Linked DNA regions of Mus musculus: regions 1 and 3 are each linked to region 2. A link is a loop called in an ENCODE intact Hi-C map of the cell type or tissue named here. Cell type or tissue: heart. All regions are shown on one strand. Each heading gives the region's core, and the rest is flanking DNA. Links, peaks and the distances in the headings are about the cores only.

Region 1 (7,051 bases), core at 1,094-5,093, 55 kb after region 2:
AGCTATGGTGGTCATTCTTATTGAAACCACCACACACTCATGCACATAAAATAAGCAAAAACTTAAGACAGTACAGAGCATGATATCTAGCCTAGACTTGGAACTGGGTCTGGGATCGAAAGCCAGACTCTTCTGTCACCGTAATATGGGCTAGCAACGTCATGCTTCTGGACCATGTAAGCCAAAGGGAACATGCGCTTCCGGTGTGGCCGCTTTTAGTACACACATCTCAGGTGGGGTTTGTGATTTTAAGAGAAATTAGATAGAGCCTGTAATCCAACATGCAGGAGGCAGGATCACAGCTTCCAGGATGGTCGCAAGGAGTATCTTGCCTCATAGGCAATGCTTCTAAAAGAGAGTCTTGGGAACTCAAGAATCTCAGCTCCCTGCTAGTATTCTCTACCTAAACGAGGGGCCTATGTGCTCTCCCCAACCAAGGCTAAACTGTTGCCTCATCCTTCCATGCCAAAGACTTCTATCAGGCAAAGGGGCCTTCCTTTGAGACAGAGTTTCTCCATGTAGCCCTGAGTGTCCTTGAGCTTTGTATGTAGACCAGGCTGGGCTCAAACTCACGGAGATCCACCCGCTTCTAACTCCCAAGTGCTGGGACTGAAAGAGTGCACCACCACCATGCCTGGCTCCTACTTTTGACTAAAACAAAAAAAACAAGATGGTTTATCTAAGGCGGCAAATTTTCATCTTATCTCCCCAATAATGCTAAGAAAATGAGACCTGTTGTAGCTAGCATTTCCTCTACAGCCAGAACACACTGGTGAGAAGGACAAAGTGCCCTGCACTGCCCCAAAACCAGAACCACCACAGGCTGGCGAGTAGTATGCAGAGCCTCAAAATAAGCAGGGAAGGGAGTTCCTGATTCCTCTGCTATCCGCTCTTCTCTTCCAGTTTTACCCTGGCCCACCCCTAGATGGAGAGCCCGCCCAACTAGTGTGTGTAAAGTCCTTACTCAGACCTAGGAAACGCATGAAGCACCAGCTACTTTCTACCCAGCTCCTGCTCACCTGGGCCCTTCCGAAAGTTGGAGAGCTTGGAGCAGCTTTGCTTCTGCGGGTTTGAACAAAACGCCAGGGTGGACCGACTTCTGGCGAGACCACAGAGCACTCAGCAAAAGTTGTGTTGCACAGATGCCGTCATGGTGGTTTCTACAGCCGAGGTCGGAATTCCAGAGTTTGTTTTATTTTCAATTACATGCCCAATGAAATGCATGAAGCCCCGGAGAACGAGAGCAAGGAAATGCCACGCTTTCTGTATTCAGACAGAAATCCGGAGGCTTCAGTAAACAGTCATGGGTAAGAAAACTGACGGCCAGGGAAGACAACACACCCCGGATGCAACAGTGGTAAACGGTTTTTATTCAGGCAATGAAACATGGAAAAAATATATTAGTAATTATCATAATAATTTCTTTTGTGTGAGTATAACTTTTACAAATATTTACCTGACATATAAAAAGGGAAATTACTATGTGTATAAAATCTATGAGGATGATTGCTCCACACAACACCGTCCTGACAGCAGGAGTCAAGGCAGTGTGTGCCTCCCTCCACCTCCACCCCAGTGAGGGTCTCCTCACGCACTCCAGGGCACGAGGAGGCAGGGGAGGGGCTGGGGTTGTTGGGACACAGTGGGAGCAAATGTGCAATAAACACTTGGCACGTTAGTACAGTGGGTATGTATTGGCAAACACAGACTCGCTAACAGCAGGACTGGAAAGCTGACCGATGCCTTGGAGACTTAACAGGGTGCCTGAATCCTGTCCCAAGGACTGCAAGGGTCAAAGCCAAGGCTGCGGGTGTGACCGTCACACTGCCCTGTATCTGGTCTGGATGTGGTTTCAGAGTTCAGATTTCTATGTGTCCATTTGAAAGATTACAAATAGTAGAATCAGTTACTATTAACTGAGGGTGGGAAGCATTTTTGCTGGGCCTTCTCAGAAACTACGAGAAGGCAGGGGCCTAAGAGAGGCATCCTGACAGTTGGTATTGAAGACACCATACAGGGAAGGTTCAGGCCAGACCTCAGCCCCACACTTGGCGGCCTCTGAGTGGTGAAAACATCACACAGCCTACCTGAGGCCAACATGGCAGCAGCATCTCCAAACTAGAACTATAACTGGGGTGTGTGTGTGTTTACATAAAGCTGGAACCGCGGCGCAATTAAGAGAGTCATTCCTCAGGAATCTTATTTGTCCAAATCTAACTGCATGCGGAGAGGCACGGACAGGGGGGCTGCATTCAGATGGAAACTACGAGAAGTGCAGTCTATGCAGTGCCAAGTGCTTGCCTTACTCTGTTCTAGCAGAAGGCCTATGGAGAGGCACTGGCTCTATATGCAGTTCCCTTTTCTCTCCACACAGGAAGGACTTAGTAGTAAATTTTTCTTTTTTTTTCCCCCAGAACTGGGGGGTGGGGGGGTGGAGGATGACATCCAGGGACGTGTGCATGCTGAGCAAGTGTGTCACCAACTGAGCTACATCCCCAGCCCTGTTAAATTGCTTAAAAAAAAATCGTAACCTGGAGGCCAGTCAAACCTTTCCTGGACATCAGGAAATAAATTCATTATTAAAACTTTTTGAAAGGTGATTTCTTCAACCTTTGGCTTGGTGTTCTGGGACTCCCAGACCCTATCTGTTCATTAGTAAGTAAATAGTAATCTGTTACCTTTAAAATTCTCTATAATAGATACATCTTTAAATTCCTTGCCTAAATCATTTACTCTTTCAACATCTATATTCTCTCTTCCCAAGAAGACTTTAAAAAAAAAACAAACAAACAAAACCTGAGAGGGAGCTTAGAGGGCCACAGTCCTACAGAGACACAGCAGGAACAGCTGAGCAGAGAGATCATCTGAAATGGAGCCCCGGGGAATTGGGAAGGGGGCTTCAGAAGGGCCACGCCACTTTCAATTCAGCATGCCCTGAACTTAGGCCACAGATCCTAAAGAGACTGTGAGCCGCAGAGTGCCCTTTCTAGCCTGCGCCATCTTTGCTGAAAGGGAAGTCTTTGGCCTGCCATGCTCAGCCCAGGGCTGCCCAGTGAGCGAGCGATTGAGCAAGCTTTTGTACACAGGCATGTCTGCAGGGGGAACAGGGCCACTGGCTGGAAAGGAAGTTTAGCGTTAAGCTATAACCCTGAAATCAGGGATTTCATCCCATCCACTCTGGGCCTCCCAGCCCTGTGCTTCAGGACTTCCTAATTTGGTCTGTTTCTCAAGATGCCTGAATCCACATTAGAGCTTCAGAGAATATGAAGTGTAGGGGAATTCCCGGTCTCCAAACAGAGCGAGCACTGCTTTCCGACCCACCGTAAGCTGGGTCAGTCTGTAATGCTGACGGACAGGTTAAGAATTGCCTGTACTTTGGCAAAGCAGAACTGAAGAAACGGTTCTCAATGAGATCGTCTAATATCCCACAAGCCACTGTGAGCCTTTCTCCTGTGTTTTATATCTTGTTTGACAGTGCTGGGGATTGGCAACAGTGCCTGGCACATGGTCGGCAAACGCTACCACCAGACACAGCTTTCAAGTCTTTGAAAACAAGGGCCCCACGGTATAGCCCAGTCGAGGCCTGAACTTTTAGTCCCTGCCTCTGCCTCCAGGGTGCTAGGGTTATAGGCATGTGCCACCATGCCTGGTCCCCCCTTCTAATCACCTAACAAAGAAGCTTTTGGCCCCTAGCGTGTGTTGAAGACGACTTTATATTTTTTACTCTCCAGGGTGCTAAAAAGCTTTTTAGGGCTTATATAATTAAAACAAAATAAATAAATAGACTTTACTCTGCCTAGTATATTTTCTTAATTTGCCAGTTGTGCAAGCTACATTCTTATTCTTGGCGGAGGATCTTCGAAAGCTGGACGTTGTGAACATTTTCCTGGTAATGGTGATGACTAAGAGGCCACTGGCAAACACTGCTTAGAGGGCTAGTTCATGTCCCCTGTACGGCAGCTTCATTTAGCAGGGCCTGTTATTCAAGGCCCGTCTGCCAGTGTGCAGGGAGGGACAGCCACTGCTCCTCTCCTATGCCTAACATACAGCACAGCACAGGACACTTTAAAAATATGCATGCTTAGAAAGATGACAGGGGAAGATACAGTTCCATGATAAAGCACTTGCTTAGCATGTTCAAGACCCTGGGTACAATCTCAGTACTATTAAAAGAAAAAAAAAATCAGGGAACAAGAGATTTCCGATGGAGACCCTCTTAAGCTTTCCATACTGAAAATAAGTCAATATAAAATGAGCGCACACTGATGCCGCCGTAACACTAGCAAGAATTCCTGCGTTGCTTCTTAAAATGCAAAATTAACTTCCCTTGCGGAAGACGGCTAAGCTGACATTGGTTATGACCCTTGAAGACACTTGAACATGACACTATGTCTACTGCTATGGGCTTTGCATTAAGCCACTGTGACAAAATTCAGAGCCCAAATGATTGTCAAGCCATTTCTCCAACCACAGATAACTTCTGTCTGCTTGTGGGTTGTTGGGGTTTTTTTTCTTCTTTTTTGTACAAAATGTTAAAAGACAGTAGGCCTCAGAATATAGCCTAACCTAAGCACCGGTTATAATAAATGCATATTGACAAAAATGTGATTTCTAGCTTGAAAAGACATTACTCACTTCCCTGGGGCTAAAAGTTACAGCACATGGCAACACACTGCTAAAGGAACACTGTTTTTAAGATCTATGGAGGTTCTCCATGAGGCACAATTCATTGCTGAAGTCGGCTCATGCAATGGTTTTACAAGGAGGGATATGCCTGTGTGCTAAATAGTGCACATTTACCATGAAGACACAGGGTATAAGATTAAGGCAAAAAAAAAAAAAAAAAAAAAAAAAAGGCATCAAAACTTGAGTGGACTTGACTTTGCCTGTTAGATAGATGGAAAGAAGTCACTAGCATCAAAGAGGGAAATGTCTATTTGGGGATTAACGCCCTCAGGGTAAGTCCAGTCTGAGTTCATAGAATTTTGCTTTGTCTTGTGGACCTCCCCCCCTGCTCCCCTTCCCAGCATTCAAGCAGTCTTTGTTTAGAATATTCCCAGGGGCTGGTTTGGAGAACGAGCCAGAGGACTCTTTACGGCCGGCCCGTTCTGTTTAAAAGCCCATCTCCAGTATGAAAGCAGTTGCTGTTGCTGTTATTTTTAAGTCTCTAAAAGGGTGCCGTGCCTTTAAACAGGGAAAACCTAGGCTCTTCACTCTCTGGCTGGTAATGTGGGCTTCTGTCATCTTTTAACAAGATCAACTAAACCTTTCCCACATCCCACTGGTGTGCGGTTCAAATAAATAACAGAAGTTGACTTTGCTTTAGAGACTCATCGGCCCCGGGGTGGACGCATGCATCCAAGGCCAGCTCTGAGGGAGGCCACGCTGCTGCTTTTGGTATGAGCATAAGGGACCATGCTGAGGTCCTGGGGTATCCAAACACCGGGGCAGCAGACAGCACGGCAAATCTTCCTTAGCCATGAAAGCTATGACCCCTGGCCCTCGTATCCTCAGCCTTTCCACCCTGACTCAAGGTTTGGTTTGGGTGTTTGATTTCTAAGAAAAGGACTGTTTGCCTAGTGCACTGCTGTCCTTAAACTCTGGGCTCAAGTGATCTTCCTGTCCTGCCTCCCACTAGCTGGGATACCCCATGCTTCCACTCACTCCTTGTTTGAAGCAAGAACTCACATAGTCCAGGCTGGCCTCCAAGAGGCTATGTAGTTGAGGGTGACCTTGGACTTATGGTCATCCTGCCTCCACCTCTGGAGAGTTGAGATCACAGGCATGCACTCCAATATCCAGTGTTTGTAGTTCTGGGGGCCGAACCCAGGGCTCTGTGTACCGGAAGCACTCCCCAGTAGAGCTAGGTTCCCAGCCCCTACCGAGTCTGAAGCTGGCTTTTAGACCTAGGGCTCTGTTTCAAAATAAGAGCCTACATTTCTTTCTGTAACTACGCTCCTCCCCAGAGGGTCTTATCTGGATATGCCTCAGGGGAAAAGCGGCAGAATGTAGAGAACACATGCATGAGTCCGTCTGTAACTAAAAGGGAGTTCGGAGCCCCAAGTGTTAGTGACGATGACTCAGACTGCCCCCTTCAGTAAAACTGCTGATACTGAAAACTTAAAACATTAACTAGGTCATAAAAACATCAAACAGGAGCTGGGAAGATAAACCCACACAGTTGCCACAAAATTAGAAATGTCACAAACTTGGGAAAAGCAAAGACGACGACGACAGCTAGATGAACTCAGGCTGTAGAAGCACAAGCCAGACCCAGCAGCAGCTCTAACGGGAGCTGGCAGCCAGGTCGCAGGGCAGAGCTGTCTTGTGACTCCCTCTCCACCAGCCAGGCCGCAGCAGCAGCAGCAGCAGCAGCAGCGGCAGCGCAGCGGCGAAGCGGGGACGATGGCAGCAGCAGGCATGTGCTTTGAAACAATTACTTCTCTCTGCAAAGGGGGGTGGGGGGCATTATTTCTGGATAAGGCAAGATAATGTGGTCACGACAGAAGCAGCCAGACTCGGATCTGCACAGCTCACGGGACGGCTCTCAGTCGGTCTTTCCCAGCTTTGCGATCAACTCGTCACAGATTTTTGTCAGCTCCTCAATCTCTTGATTCTGAAAGACAGAAGATGGTGATTTGCTTTGTGTTCTGAGAGAAGAAGCCAGTGGCTAGACCCTCCGGAGCATCCTACTGGCTCTCCACTTCTCTGTATCACAGTCTTTATAGAAAAGAAAGCCAAATGCCACCCACCCATCAAAGTGTGCCTGTGTTCACACAGTACTATGCTAAAACTTAGCTGAGGGTGCAAGAGCCACCAATTCTCTTGAACCTTGCCCGTAAACCTTAGGTCCCAGGTTCTCTGGTTGTGTGAGGGTCACTTGCTAGAACACAAGTGTGCGGGTTTCACTTAATCTGCCAGCAGCTTCAGGGACTGGGATTCCAGAGTCTGAGTCAGGGCTACCAGACACAAGCTGTAACTCAGGGCATCACTGGATGAATGCACACAGGCAGCACAGCAGGTCACACCCTGAAAACTGCTGATCAGAGGG
Region 2 (7,051 bases), core at 1,361-5,360:
TGTGGAGGTAAGAGCAGCAGTCACGATCATGCCGCCTTCATATACAGTGTGCCCACAGATCGGTAAAGCCTCAAAAATAAATGCTAATGGCCCTGGGAAAACAAGAGCACACAGCACAGCCACTCTGGAGGTAATCCCTTAGCCCGGCCACAGGGTAGACAGAGCCCGAGAGTTTCCAGAATCCAGCCACAGTGTCCTCACATTTTGCATTGGTCACTAGAGCAAATTCCAAACTGTGGCTGGAGGAGGAGTAACCCTGAAGAGAAGGGAATGTACCGACCCCGGGTCCTGTGTCCCCAGCGGAAGCCTGGGTGAGGAATGCAAACATCTTCAGGAATGGGGAGGTTCAGAAAGAGGGCTGCCAGTTTGACCCTCAGACAGCCTGACCTCCTCTGGATCCCAGGATTTTGGGGGAGGAGGAAGATACAGAGCCAGGGAGAAAAATTTAAAGGACAAGAACATTGATTGGAAGGAAGACAAAAGAAGACAACACCAATGAGATATCTGAAACCTTCTGGACCTCTCCTCTCATCTACATTGGGAGAAAACACAGTTGGAGGGGCCGCAGGCAAGAAATAAAGGCTCATCAGATCACCTTCCCAGAAAGGTCCTTGAGCGAGAAGGCAGGCAGGCAGGCAGGCAGGCAGGCAGGCGGCCACATCTGGGATATAAATAGCCTGGAGAAGCTGAGCTCCACAGAGCTCAGAACCTGAAAGCCCCCCTACTCAGAAGACACTAAGCAACAGGCTCACTGCAGGCAGGGTGGGGGTGGGAGGGGTAGAGGTGGGGGGTTGGGGGGATCTTCCTCCGGGACTGCACATGAGAAGGAAGGCACCCATAGTTACGTGTTTCCCCTCTCTCGCCTGCCCTCCTGCAAAGTGTACACTATGGCCTACGTGTGTCTGTCTGTTCAAACCCTGTCTCTAGATTTAGGGAAGGAAGAAAGGCTGGGTGTGGCGAGGCTTAGATAAGCAGGTGGCAAGGATCAATATTTGTAGTTTCAAACTTTTGCAGAGAGAGAGAGAGAGAGAGAGAGAGAGAGAGAGAGAGAGAGAGAGAGAGAGATCCATGACCACCAAAAAAGAATCAGCCGACCTCCATCACCCATCCCCATAGCACAGGAAGCTTTAAAGGGTTTAGAGTGAAGAGAACCTGGGTTCAAACATGGACAAACCGCTGGGCTCTCCTGAACTTGTTTCCTCATTTGCAACAGAGACAATCACTCTGACGACTTAAATAAATAATGTGTTGGAAATTCTTAACTGCTAACCAGTAAACCCCGGGCCAAGGAATGGGGAGGCAAAGGGGCTGTTTAAACCTGTGTGTTCGATGGGAAAGCATGTGTTTTGAGATTCTGGGAGCCAAGATTTGGATCAAAGGTCTTCCAGATACAATCCCCCAAAGGATGGTGCCCATCTTCCCAGTCTAGCCAATCCTTTCTCTTGGTTACTGGCTTCTGCTGGGCAGGGCAGGGGTTTTTCTCTCCCCACAGCCTGTCACACTGCAATAATGTTTGTTCTGCTTCCTTCCTTTCCAAAGCCTAGCAGATTAGATTGCTGAGTCCTATCCCGCTTAAACCAAGACAGACAAGAAAGTGAAAGTAAGACTGCCCAAACTGTTCATGGAGGAGAGATCTCACAAGGGGAGCGCTGTGCCCAGCCCAAACTCCTAGCAACCAAGGCCCCCTGGAGGGGACAGAATAAAGAAAGCCTCCTTGCTTTCTGAGACCCAAAAAGCGTCAGCAGTCTACATCCAGTTCAATCTGAGCCATCTAGCCGGCCACAGGGACATCGCCCAGATGTGCACCTGTATCGACTCGAGGAAGTATCAGCGGGATGCACACATGGCCGTGTTCCTGCTCCTTGGTCGTCTAGTGTTGTAGCACACACCTGGGAGCAAGTGCAGGACTGCTGCTCTCCTGGGGTTTGGTGGGCCAGCTAACACTTGTCTCCCTCCCTCACCCCCTCTGGGGCTGGAGGGTAGGGGGGGTCAGGTGAGGGGGGGCTTTGCAAGGCAAGCTCTCTATCTGGAGATACATTCTGCTGTCCCTTTCCCACATCTGCAGAGTTGCTTCAGCAGCAGCCAACAACCAAACCCTGTGTGTGTCCAGGATGGATTGTGTCCCTCAATAAAAACCCCAATCCCAAGAGATCTGAGCTCTCTTCACGTCACTGGGATGACATGAGGGAGGTTGCAGGCCCTACTTCCTTTCACACAAGGGAGAAGCAGCAAGCACTAATGTAAGGGAAGAGAAGGGTGTGCCATCTCTCCACCAAAGGACAGGCAGTTCCCAAATTGATCCCGGGTAGAAATTCGCCAGTTAAGAGGTAGGTAAGACTCCCATGTAAGCCAGCTAAAACTCCACTAAGGGTACCAGTAATCTGTAAAAAGACATCTGCAGATACAGCCAAAGGACTCATCAGTCTAAAGACAATAGCTAGAGAAACGTTGCCTGACACAACCTGAGGCCCCACCTTTCTTCTGTTTCTTCTCAGTGATAGCTTTCATTCATTTGCTCAACAAACTCTACTCTTCTTAGAACCCTGCCTCAGGCAGCACCCAGGGAAAGCTAAACTCTGCCAAGGCCACTGATTATGCTTCAGAAATCCTCCTCTGGCTTCTCCAAACACCAGGGACTCCAGTTTGATGCTCTGCACAGCCAGGGTCCTTCACTAGTCTGACAACTCCCTAAAGACCCGGTGAGCTGCTGGCCCACTGCTAACTCAGTACGTTCTTATTACCAAGTTATTATCATTATTATTAACAAGTCACTAGATGCAACCAAGTTGAAGATAAAACTTCTACCCTTCCTGTGTCTTCTGCTTAGCTGTTGCTGGAAGCGTTATACTCCTCCTGGAGGGGGGTGGGGGGGTGGAGGAGTGGGAGGCAACAAAGAAAGAGTGGGGGATGGGGGACAGCTAATCAAAGACATTAAGAACACTAGCACAATTTTGGAACTTCAGCCTCTACTGCAAACCAAAATGCTCCCAGGAGCCGCAACTGGTTCGTTCTCCCCTGCTCCTCCTCTAGTGTTTATGCGCCTCTGAAAAACTCTTAATTGAGTCCAATCAGGGACAGAAGGAGTACAAACGGAAGATGTTCACGAAGGAAGGAAGCCTTAAAGGTGAAAGACTCGGGGCAGGGCTGCCCAGGGCAGAAGGTGTACAAGGGTGCCCTGGTCATGCCCTGATACTTTTTTTCCCTTCCCACACGACCTGGCCCCATCTCTCCTTTCTTCTTTTCTTTTCCTTTTAAATTTTAAGTCTCCATGGCTGAGCAGAACAGGGAAGCGCGGACGTTAAAGGGGACAGCCTTTTGAGGCTTCCCCTCGAAAGGGTTACCTAACCTGGAACCGACCTACGTTTTCCACCAAGTCACCTCCATTGCCAGGAATCCCAGAAGCCCATGGCGGGAGCAGACGAAAGGAGGAGTCTCCCCAGGGTAGCATTCTAGGCCCGCGCCAAGTTAAAAAGGAGTGAGAAGGAGAAGGAAGAGGCTCCAACACCCAACTCGTGCCTGAGGGACTTGCCTGGGACGTTCTCTGCGCTCCTCCCCTACCCGCTGCCCGGGCAGTCCTTGAGGGGCTACCACCCCTGTGCTTGAACCTCGGAGAAGTTTCGCCGCTGCAAACGTGAGAATCTGCAGCTCCACAGGACACCGCCCCCACACGCCCCACCCCACAGCCCGACCCCTGGCGGTGGCGACCTTGGTCACCCAGGAGGCGCCAGTGCACTGGAGGAGGGGCTGCATTTGGGGCTTTCCTGGGAGCTAGGGGAGGTGGCCCATTGGGCCACCTCCGGTCGCCGTCCACCACCCGGACTGGCGCCACCAAGCAAACCCAGCCGCCCTGCTCCCCTCTCTGCCCTCCGCGCCCGGACCCTTGCGCCTCTCTGCCCGACTCACCGCGCTCTGCGCAGCAAGGGTCGCATCGGGTCCCAGAGCTCTGCGCCTCGGGGCTTCGCTTCCCGCCTGTCCTGCGGCACACTTCTCCCTTATCCTCAGCTGTCCTCCAAGGCCGTCTCTCGACTCTTTTTTTCCGGGTTAATTTCGTTTCACATTAAAGCAAAACCCAGCCCCGGATGTGAGTACAATGCTCCTCGGGCCTCCAGGGGGGAGGAGAGGGGTGCGGAGACCTCGAGGGGACAGCAGCGGGGGATGGCGGGGGGGAGGAGGTTGGTGGGATGTAACCCGGCTGCAGCAGGTGTCCGCGATGGGGTGCTCGACCGTCACGTCCCGAGCCTACTTCTGCGCACTGTGCAGCCGGCCCAAACCGCGGCTGCCCGGAGGGCGAGGGGGCGTTGGGAGTTTAGGGGTGGAGAGAGGAACGCATCGCCCCCTGCGGTCTAAAGTGCACCCCCCGGAGCTAAGAGGGTCGCCAACGCCCTGACCCAGCTTGCCTGGCCCTTCTTGGAGCACGGAGAGAAGTGGGAAAGAGAAGCTGGATTCGATAGGTTCAGCCTAGGGTGACCAGACAGAACTCCAGCGCCCTCGCCCTTCAGTCACACAGCAACCCGTAGGTATCAATCCGGTGCTGGGGCCGATGAGGAAACCGAGACTCCAAGACATTAGGTAACTTGTTCTGGGTCCCCAGTCAGTAGAGGGCAGGTCTGTCCGGTCTAACGCAGGCCTCCCTCGTGGAGACATTGACATTTAAATATAAGTAACGCCAGGCAGACAAAGTGGACTCAATTTTACGGTAAAATTGTCAGCCCAGGGACCGAGCACCGAGAGATGCGGCTTTGGGGGCTGGGGGCGGGGAGGAGGATGCTGATGTCAGCCGTGTGGGTCCAAGGTACTCGGAGTGTGTAGTGAAAAAGTCGCCCCCGGAAGCTCTGCAGGACTAGGCCTGGCTTCGCGGGTGGGAAGTACGGTGCGAGGCAAAGGCAGCCTGGCAGCCTGGGGGCTGAGGGCTGCAGCCAGGTGAGCCGGCAGGAAGGCGGGACGCCCGGCAGCACACGCCCCGAAAGCTCCCCTGATGAAACCGCAGGCGCTTCCTCTTCTATTTTGATAGCCAAAGCGAAAATGAGCCGCCCAGTTCGCTCAGGTGTGAAAAAAAGACGTTTGCTTTAGAACATTATGCTCTGAATGAGGAAGGAAAAGAAAACGAGGTGGGGAGAGGGGAGCCATTTCCCTTGAAATAAACATCAACGTCAATTTTGTACGTTTGAGGAGGTCCCTTGCCCTGCATTGGGGCTTCAAGTAGCATTTCTCCTAACCGGCTCCCATTCCTTAGGCAGCTGGTGACCCGTGACCCCGCTCAGTGCCTCAGTTTCTATATCTGGGTCAAGCGAGTCAATTCTTGCGGGGTTTCCTTCCTACACAAAGGTGCTATGTACTTTTTTTTTTTTTTTTTTTTAACGAGATGGTCATTTTTACCGTAAAATGGAGGCTGCTCTAAACCATCAGCTCAGGTTAAATTTGCTGAATGAGTGCTGCCCAAAACTCCCGCTGGGGTGATCGCTAAGCAGCAGTGCCGTGGTGCTTCGGATTTCACGGTATGGTTCCTATTAAAACCCATAAAACGGCTCCTGTGAGGCCTGCCTGACTCACCCAGTCACAGACCCACAAATATTTTCTGAGCACTACTGTATTGGCTGCCTGGCAGGCAGAGAAGCCAAAGGCCTCAGTTTCCAACAAAGACAAGGTAGGAACCTGTGTGTACCCTTCTGGGCCGCAGAGAAATCCGCCTTCAATATCCTGAAGAGCCAGAAGAGCCTCTGTGACAGGTAGTGAATCTCACCGACTGGTAGCTTTGAGTGAGCCTCAGCACAGTTGAGGTCAGCTTTACTCCCTGGGGGAGAGCAAGACCCGGAGCTGAGGAAGGCTCATACTTCACCGAGAGCCTCCTTACTGCTGCCTCCGGGAGTAGACGATAATTTCTGCACGGAAACCCCTTCTAGCATCCTGGTTTCCCCGGCTTCTCAGATAACCCCTTCACGTCCTCTAACAAACACCTCAGAGCAGGGCTTCAACTCAACTTGTCTGTCTATCTGTCTGTCTCAAAAAATACATATACCAGACATGACACCATTTTAACCAATTTAATGTGCACCCGTGGTAACATCCAACGTACTGTTCATCTGTGGCCACTGTATAGTTCCAGACAATTTCCATCCTCTCTCTTTTCTTTCAGCCTTAAGTAATCACTAATTTGCTCTCCACCCAGTCTACATATTTGGGACATTTCACACAATGGAAATCAAAGGACAGCGGCATTTGTATCTAGCTTCTCCAGCCTTTAGCATCTCTTGATAAATTCATTTTGAAATATTTTCCTTATCTTGACTTTATTCATCTGCTTTGTCCCACTGCACTAAACCAACGATATGAGTCTCACCTGTAGAGATAAGGACGCCAAAGACTGTTTCGGGCACCTCCCCGGATCAGAGCAACATAAGTTCCAAAATCTGATGAAGATTTTGCGGCTAGTTAGTGGTCTCAATTCGCTCCAGAATATAGGGCTTAACTACTCCTAGATTCTTCCAGTAGAGAATCGTCCCCTGAAGACTGGAGATATCTAGTCAGAACCTAAGCATCTAAGGAGCCCTCTGTCTAACGCAGCTGTTTTGTTCTGCACTTTCTATTTTCGAAGCTAATGGCTGGTGACCTAGAGAGGCCAATGACATGGAGTGGTAAGCCAGTGTTCCCTCCAGGGAACCGTGTTAGTCTCTGCCCTCAGAGGTTCCTGTTATCAAGCTATTGAGCTGCAGCTGGGGCCACTTGATGAGGCCAAAGTCAATTCGCTCGGTCCACTTCACAACAGTGAGTTTTGCCCAGAGATAAACTGCTTTGGGGCCAAGTAGTATACCTCCAGGAGTCTCCAGGAGTCGGTGGCCATTTTTCTAGGCCATTTTACTTGGTTTTGTTTGGTTGGGTTTTTTTTTTTGGGGGGGGGGGGGCTGGATTTCAAGACAGGGTTTCTCTGTATAGCCCTGGCTGTCCTGGAACTCACTTTGTAGACCAGGCTGACCTCGAACTCAGAAATCCTCCTGCTTCTGCCTCCCAAGTGCTGGGATTAAAGGTGTGCGCCACCACCGCCCAGCTAATGAGC
Region 3 (7,051 bases), core at 2,091-6,090, 280 kb before region 2:
AGATTTAAAAGCATATCTCATGATGATGGTACAGGACATCAAGAAGGACTTTAATAACTCACTTAAAGAAATACTGGAGAACACTGCTAAAGAGGTACAAGTCCTTAAAGAAAAACAGGAAAACACAACCAAACAGATGATGGAATTGCACAAAACCATACAAGACCTAAAAAGGGAAGTAGAAACAATAAAGAAAACCCAAAATGAGACAACGCTGGAGATAGAAACCCTAGGAAAGAAATCTGGAAACATAGATTCGAGCATCAACAACAGAATGCAAGACATGGAAGAGAGAATTTCAGGTGCAGAAGATTCCATAGAGAACATGGGCACAAAAATCAAAGAAAATGCAAAAATGCAAAAAGATCCTAACTCAAAACATCCAGGAAATCCAGGACACAATGAGAAGACCAAACCTATCATAATAGGAGTAGATGAGAATAAAGATTTTCAACTTAAAGGGCCAGCAAGTATCTTCAACAAAATTATAGAAGAGAACTTCCCAAACCTAAAGAAAGAGATGCCCAGGAACATACAAGAAGCCTACAGAACTCCAAATAGACTGGACCAGAAAAGAAATTCCTCCCAACACATAATAATCGGAACAACAAATGCACTAAATAAAGATAGAATATTAAAAGCAGTAAGGGAAAAAGGTCAAGTAACATATAAAGGCAGGCCTATTAGAATTACACAAGATTTTTCACCAGGGACTATGAAAGCCAGAAGATCCTGGACAGATGTTATACAGACACTAAGAGAACACAAATGCCAGCCCAGGCTACTATACCCAGCCAAACTTTCAATTACCATAGATGGAGAAACCAAAGTATTCCATGACAAAACCAAATTCACACATATCTTTCCACGAATCCAGCCCTTCAAAGGATAATAACAGAAAAAAAAAAAAAAAACAAGGACAGAAACCATGTCCTAGAAAAAGCAAGAAAGTAATCCTTCAACAAACCTAAAATAAGACAGCCACAAGAACAGAATGCCAACTCTAAAAACAAAAATAATAGAAAGCAACAATTACTTTTCCTTACTATCTCTTAATATCATTGGACTCAATTCTCCAATAAAAAGACATACACTAACAGACTGGATACACAAACAAGATCCAACATTTTGCTGCTTACAGGAAACCCATCTCAGGGAAAAAGACAGATGCTACCTGTCTACTACTCTGAGGAGAGTGAAAGGCTGGAAAACAATTTTCCAAGCAAATGGTCTGAAGAAACAAATTGGAGTAGCCATTCTAATATCAAATAAAATCGACTTCCAACCCAAAGTTATCAAAAAAAGACAAGGAGGGGCACTTCATACTCATCAAAGGGAAAATCTTCCAAGAGGAACTATCAATTCTGAATATCTATGCTCCAAATGCAAGGGCAGCCACATTCATTAAAGAAATTTTAGTAAAGCTCAAAGCACACATTGCACCTCACACAATAATAGTGAGAGACTTCAACACACCACTTTCATCAATGGACAGATCATGGAAACAGAAACTAAACAGGGAAACAGTGAAACTAACAGAAGTTATGAAACAAATGAATTTAACATATCTCTACAGAACATTTTATCCTAAAACAAAGGGATATACCTTCTTCACAGCACCTCATGGTACCTCCTCCAAAATTGACCATATAATTGGTCACAAAACAAGCCTCAACAGATACAAAAATATTGAAATTGTCCCATGCATCCTATCAGATCACCATGGACTAAGGCTGATCTTCAATAACAAAATAAATAATAGAAAGCCAACATTCACGTGGAAACTAAACAACACTCTACTCAATGATACCTTGGTCAAGGAAGGAATAAAGAAAGAAATTAAAGACTTTTTAGAGTTTAATGAAAATGAAGCCACAACATACCCAAACTTATGGGACACAATGAAAGCATTTCTAAGAAGAAAACTCATAGCTCTGAGTACCTCCAAAAAGAAACTAGAGAGAGCACACACTAGCAGCTTGACAACACACCTAAATGCTCTAGAACAAAAGGAAGCAAATTCACCCAAGAGGAGTAGATGGTAGGAAATAATCAAACTCAGGGGCAATTCAACCAAGTGGAAACAAGAAGAACTATTCAAAGAATCAACCAATAGAGGAGCTGGTTCTTTGAGAAAATCAACAAGATAGATAAACCCTTAGCCACACTCACTAGAGGGCACAGGGACAGCATCCTAATTAACAAAATCAGAAATGAAAAGGGAGACATAACAACAGATCCTGAAGAAATCCAAAACACAATCAGATCCTTTTACAAAAAGTTATACTCAACAAAACTGGAGAACCTGGATGAAATGGACAAATTTCTAGACAGATACCAGGTACCAAAGTTAAATCAAGATCAGGTTAATGATCTAAACAGTCCTATATCCCCTAAAGAAACAGAAGCAATCATTAATAGTCTCCCAACCAAAACAAGCCCAGACCACATGGGTTTAGTGCAGAGTTCTATCAGACCTTCAAAGAAAATCTAATTCTAGTTCTTCACAAACTATTCCACAAAATGGAAGCAGCTTATTTATAATAGCTAGAAGCTGGAAAGAACCCAGATACCCCTCAACAGAGGAATGGGTACAGAAAATGCGGTACATTTACACGATGGAGTACTACTCAGCTATTAAAAAGAATGAATTTATGAAATTCCTAGGCAAATGGATGGACCTGGAGGGCATCATCCTGAGTGAGGTAACCCAATCACAAAAGAATTCACATGATATGTACTCACTGATAAGTGGATATTAGCCCAGAAACTTAGAATACCCAAGATACAAGATACAATTTGCAAAACACATGAAATTCAAGAAGAATGAAGACCAAAGTGTGGACACTTTGCCCCTTCTTAGAATTGGGAACAAATCACCCATGGACAAAGACAAAGTTTGGAGCTGAGATGAAAGGATGGACCATCTAGAGACTTCCATACCCGGGGATCCATCCCATAATCAGCCTCTAAATGCTGACACCATTGCATACACCAGCAAGGTTTTGCTGAAAGGACCCTGATATAGCTGTCTCTTGTGAGGCTATGCCAGGGCCTGGCAAACACAGAAGTGGATGCTCACAGTCAGCTATTGGATGAAACACAGGGCCCCTAATGGAGGAGCTAGAGAAAGTACCCAAGGAGCTAAAGTGGTCTGGAACCCTATAGGTGGAACAACAATATGAACTAACCAGTACCCCTCTAGCTGCATATGTATCAAAAGATGGCCTAGTCAGCCATCATTGGGAAGAGATTCCCCTTGATCTTGCAAGCTTTATAAGCCTCAATATGGGGGAACGACAGGGCCAAGAAGTGAGAGTGGGTGGGTAGGGGAGTGGGGTAGGGGGGAGAGTCTGGGGGACCTTTGAGATAGCATTTAAAATGTAAATGAAGAAAATATCTAATTAAAAAAAAGAATAGTATTTATTCACTGTTTTTAAAGTCATTTTTCTGTAGTTCTACAATATGTGAAATTATAAGCAATGCAAACAAGAGCAAGACTTCAATTTAAAAAAAGAAGAAGTTGAGTGGGTAGGGCGGTATTGAGGATCTGAGGGAGGGGAAAGAATATGAAAAAAAATAATAATTAAAAATTTTAAAAGAAATTAGTCGAGAAAGACTCTAGAGGGCAGCAGTTGCCAAGCCAGGAATTTAAACGGAAAACAAAGCAAAACAAAAAAACAAAAACCAAAACAAACAAAAAAGTCAGTTTCTTTGTAGTGATGAATTGAGTCAAGACTACCATTTACATACATGGTAACAGAATTGGGAGCCCGGATACCATTCGTTGTTATCTAAGTTACAGATAAGAAAGCATTCCCACTCCGGGAATGCTTTGCAGCCAAAAGGGAGCAAAAGGAAAGCAAAGCTAATTCAGTGAGCAGGGGGCTGCAGACTTCGCCTCTGCCCCTCAAAAGCCAGAAGCTAGAAGCCTGTAGCAGCTTTGATCTCTGTACTCACTCTGGCCTGCCTGCAGCCCTTTAAGATGCAAAAAGAGCAAAAGAAGGAGGAACATGGCTCCCTTGGTGGTCTTGGAGCTTTGCTGCGGAGCAACAGGCTGGGCGGGGCGGGCGTTGTGTCCAGTAACGGAAGCTCTGGGCCCTGAACCTGCAGGGTTGTCGCTAGGGAAACCAGAGCAGAAAGGGCTGGAGAACGAGATAGATGCATAGATTCAGGTACCAACCATCCTGCTAACTGTAAAAAGGAAGGTGGATGCCTGCAGGTTTACTCTTCAGGCTAGGAAGAGCTGGTAAGGATTTTCTTTGTATCATTTATCATGTCTTTTAAAAAAAATTTACACATCACTGAGGAAAAGATATCCGAAAATATTCAGGTTACTGACGGCAGCCACGCATCTTCCAGGATACTTCGGCGTACTGTCCCCAGAATTGAGAACAATAAAATGTTGCTAACATGGCTGATCGTTTTTCATAGCTGCATACACGACACCCCCTAAAACACTCGTTGGTCAAGCACAGACTTTCAAAACATTTTCTGCGAGATCATATTGTCACCCTCTAATTCTGCAGCCCTGCGTTTCTCCTTGTATTGGTCTTTTAAAGGTGTGGATATATAAGCTGAAGTAATTACAAGAGCCAGGAAAACGGAAAACAGCCATGGAGAGAGGAGGGGAGGAGCCCCAGAGAGCGGGATGGTGGGACATAGTTGCTATGAGAGGGTGAGGCAAGAAACTTAACTGAGAAAAGGAGGCAAAAGGAAAGATAAATAACATTAAGAATATTTTCAAAAATCTCTTTCTGATTTAAGGCTTTATTATTTTTTGGTGGCCCATTAAAGGTGTAGTAGAGCAGAAAATAGAGAACTCAAGACAGAACTTAAGTTCCATAGAGGTTCAAAGGAGAAAGAAATGGCAGTAAGAGTTCCAGAATGGAAAACATACACTTTAATTGGAAATTATCGCTACAGTATTTTGAATATATTGATTAGGATATTGAAAGTGGACTGGCCAGGGTTCTGATAGTGGAAGAAACACCCTAACAATCAACTTAAAAAGAGAAAAGGTCTCTGTCTCTCTCTGTCTCTCTCTCTCTCTCTCTCTCTCTCTCTCTCTCTCTCTCTCTCTCTCTCTCTGGTTTCTCTCTCTGGTTTCTCTCTCTGGTTTCTCTCTCTCTGGTTTCTCTCTCTCTGGTTTCTCTCTCTCTGGTTTCTCTCCCTGGTTTCTCTCTCTCTGGTTTCTCTCTCTCTGGTTTCTCTCTCTCTGGTTTCTCTCTCTCTGGTTTCTCTCTCTCTGGTCTCTCTCTCTCTCTGGTCTCTCTCTCTCTCTCTCTCTCTCTCTCTCTCTCTCTCTCTCTCTCTCTCGTTTTGGAGATTCTCTCCTATGGAGGCTTGCAGTGTTGTTTTGGGCCACCATGGTAGAAAGTTAGTGGGAGCAGGAAGCAGAGGGAAAGGCAGGGCAGTGTTAGAGTTTCATCATCTCCTTTAAGAGTATGGCTCAATGGTCTCAGTCTTTCCATGAGTTGTGCAGTCTGGGCACTAATATTTATCTCATGAACGTAGCGGACGCTCATGCAATCTGAAGTAGGGAGGAGGGTGGAGTAGAACTTACTCTATGTGTTACCCTGTAGCCCTTTCACGAGCTTGAAGTTCCTTTCTCCTCTATTGTCTTTTGCACTTAGCAGCTCAACCTGGACCACATGTTAATATACAAAATAAAGTAATGAGCTATTGATGTGTCATAGGAAAAAGAAAAAGAATATTTTTAAAGCTACAGGAGACATTTTATATACTAACTTAAAAATACATATCATATATGCATATTTAGATTTTTTTCTATTTTTAGTGGAGTTATATCACAGTGAGTGATAATGCTTTCCTCAAGAGATACAGACAATCTACCAAAAATCCTAATATCATGCAATGGAGAATCCTTTGCAGTTTTTGGTCAAGTGGGCCCAAGCCCTTGGTTGCCTTACAGGATTTGAAGACAGAATCCTATTGCTGAAAACACCACACTGTGAACACAAGGCCTTGTTGGATAAAAGTAGATCTGCCCTGGAAGCTCCTCCTTGGGGCTGGGGTCTCACAGTATCTGACAGTGTTCTGCAAGCTCCCAAAGGGGTAGAGCAACCACGATGACCAGCATGGCAAGACAGCCCTCAAGTTCAAGTGTGGCACTTTTATATCAACAGCTGTCTAGTAGGAAGACTTAAGGCCCGTTCAATAGGAAGGAATTCTAGCTTGGTAAATTTGGTATAGACCTAGCTAAGTAGCCACGGCTGAAGAGACTATAGACAGTAGAGTAGAAGAACCTGTACTACAATTCTCTTAAACCAATATAATTTCTAAGTGCATCTAGATACTCATCTGCATACTCACGGGTAAGTAAAGCTCACATCCCTTATCAAAGAAGCTCCTTTTTGCAAAGAGATGGAGACTATGATAGGAATCCACTGCCCAGCCCAGGTTGGCTATTCAAGGGACAGCATGACATGGTTCCCACCCCTGAACAGAGCCATCAGAGCATGCATGGGCCTATACAGGTGTCAATGGTTGCTGAGGGCATAATGCTTGTTTGTATAATAATGTGCATATTTTCATGTTCCGCCTTCAGGGAATGCTTCTGCTGTTAAGATTAAAGACTCCCGAGCCGGGCGTGGTGGCACACGCCTTTAATCCCAGCACTCGGGAGGCAGGGGCAGGCGGATTTCTGAGTTCGAGGCCAGCCTGGTCTACAAAGTGAGTTCCAGGACAGCCAGGGCTATACAGAGAAACCCTGTCTCGAAAAAAAAAAAAAAAAAAAAAAGATTAAAGACTCCATGATAAGCAAGAGACAGGTGAGGGTGCCTCTAGGTTCTTAGCAAAAAAAAATGGAAAACACTAAGGCCTTCAGGACAGCTCTTAAGGCTGTGGGAAAGAACTCTGAAAACATGTGTTCAAAAATAATATAATTTCTCAACTATGCAAAATATAAGGATGCAATATAGATGATATAAGGGGCTTCATGGGCCTAACAGAACAGAGGCAGCTGCCCTATGAGCCAGCTTCTCAGAAAGATACAAAGGCAGGCAGATTCCTGAGTTAAAGGTCAGCC

Evidence for each region. Hi-C counts contacts between places; a loop is a spot of excess contacts. Peaks named below come from ENCODE experiments on the same cell type or tissue, not always from the same donor. Only the 100,000 strongest peaks of a DNase experiment are listed, where the experiment ranks them.
Region 1: it touches region 2 in a loop (2.5-fold over the local background); 8 of 42 quality-filtered maps call a loop at or near these places.
Region 3: it touches region 2 in a loop (4-fold over the local background); 3 of 42 quality-filtered maps call a loop at or near these places.

What each region holds. Positions count from the first base shown.
Region 1 is chr8:25,153,205-25,160,255 of GRCm38, forward strand. Tacc1 (transforming, acidic coiled-coil containing protein 1) reads right to left here. Exons shown (of 13, transcript NM_177089.5): 13 at 1,348-6,616. The coding sequence ends at 6,548. It overlaps Mir8108 (microRNA 8108), which reads right to left and starts at 6,029; the gene lies at 5,921-6,029. In heart, for the core only: no CTCF peak of the experiment used is centred there; DNase peaks (open chromatin) are centred at 3,077 and 3,917; H3K27ac peaks cover 255 bases.
Region 2 is chr8:25,098,131-25,105,181 of GRCm38, forward strand. Plekha2 (pleckstrin homology domain-containing, family A (phosphoinositide binding specific) member 2) reads right to left here and starts at 3,681. Exons shown (of 12, transcript NM_031257.3): 1 at 3,530-3,681. It overlaps 5830408C22Rik (RIKEN cDNA 5830408C22 gene), which reads left to right and starts at 4,049. Exons shown (of 2, transcript NR_155282.1): 1 at 4,049-4,081. In heart, for the core only: CTCF peaks have their summits at 1,706 and 3,703; DNase peaks (open chromatin) are centred at 1,821, 2,141, 3,711, 4,081 and 3 weaker places; H3K4me3 peaks cover 3,974 bases; H3K27ac peaks cover 3,962 bases.
Region 3 is chr8:24,819,980-24,827,030 of GRCm38, forward strand. It overlaps Adam5 (a disintegrin and metallopeptidase domain 5), which reads right to left and starts at 4,390. Exons shown (of 21, transcript NM_007401.3): 1 at 3,961-4,390. The coding sequence starts at 4,015. In heart, for the core only: a CTCF peak has its summit at 3,633 (motif pointing right); no DNase peak of the experiment used is centred there; H3K4me3 peaks cover 1,105 bases; H3K27ac peaks cover 596 bases.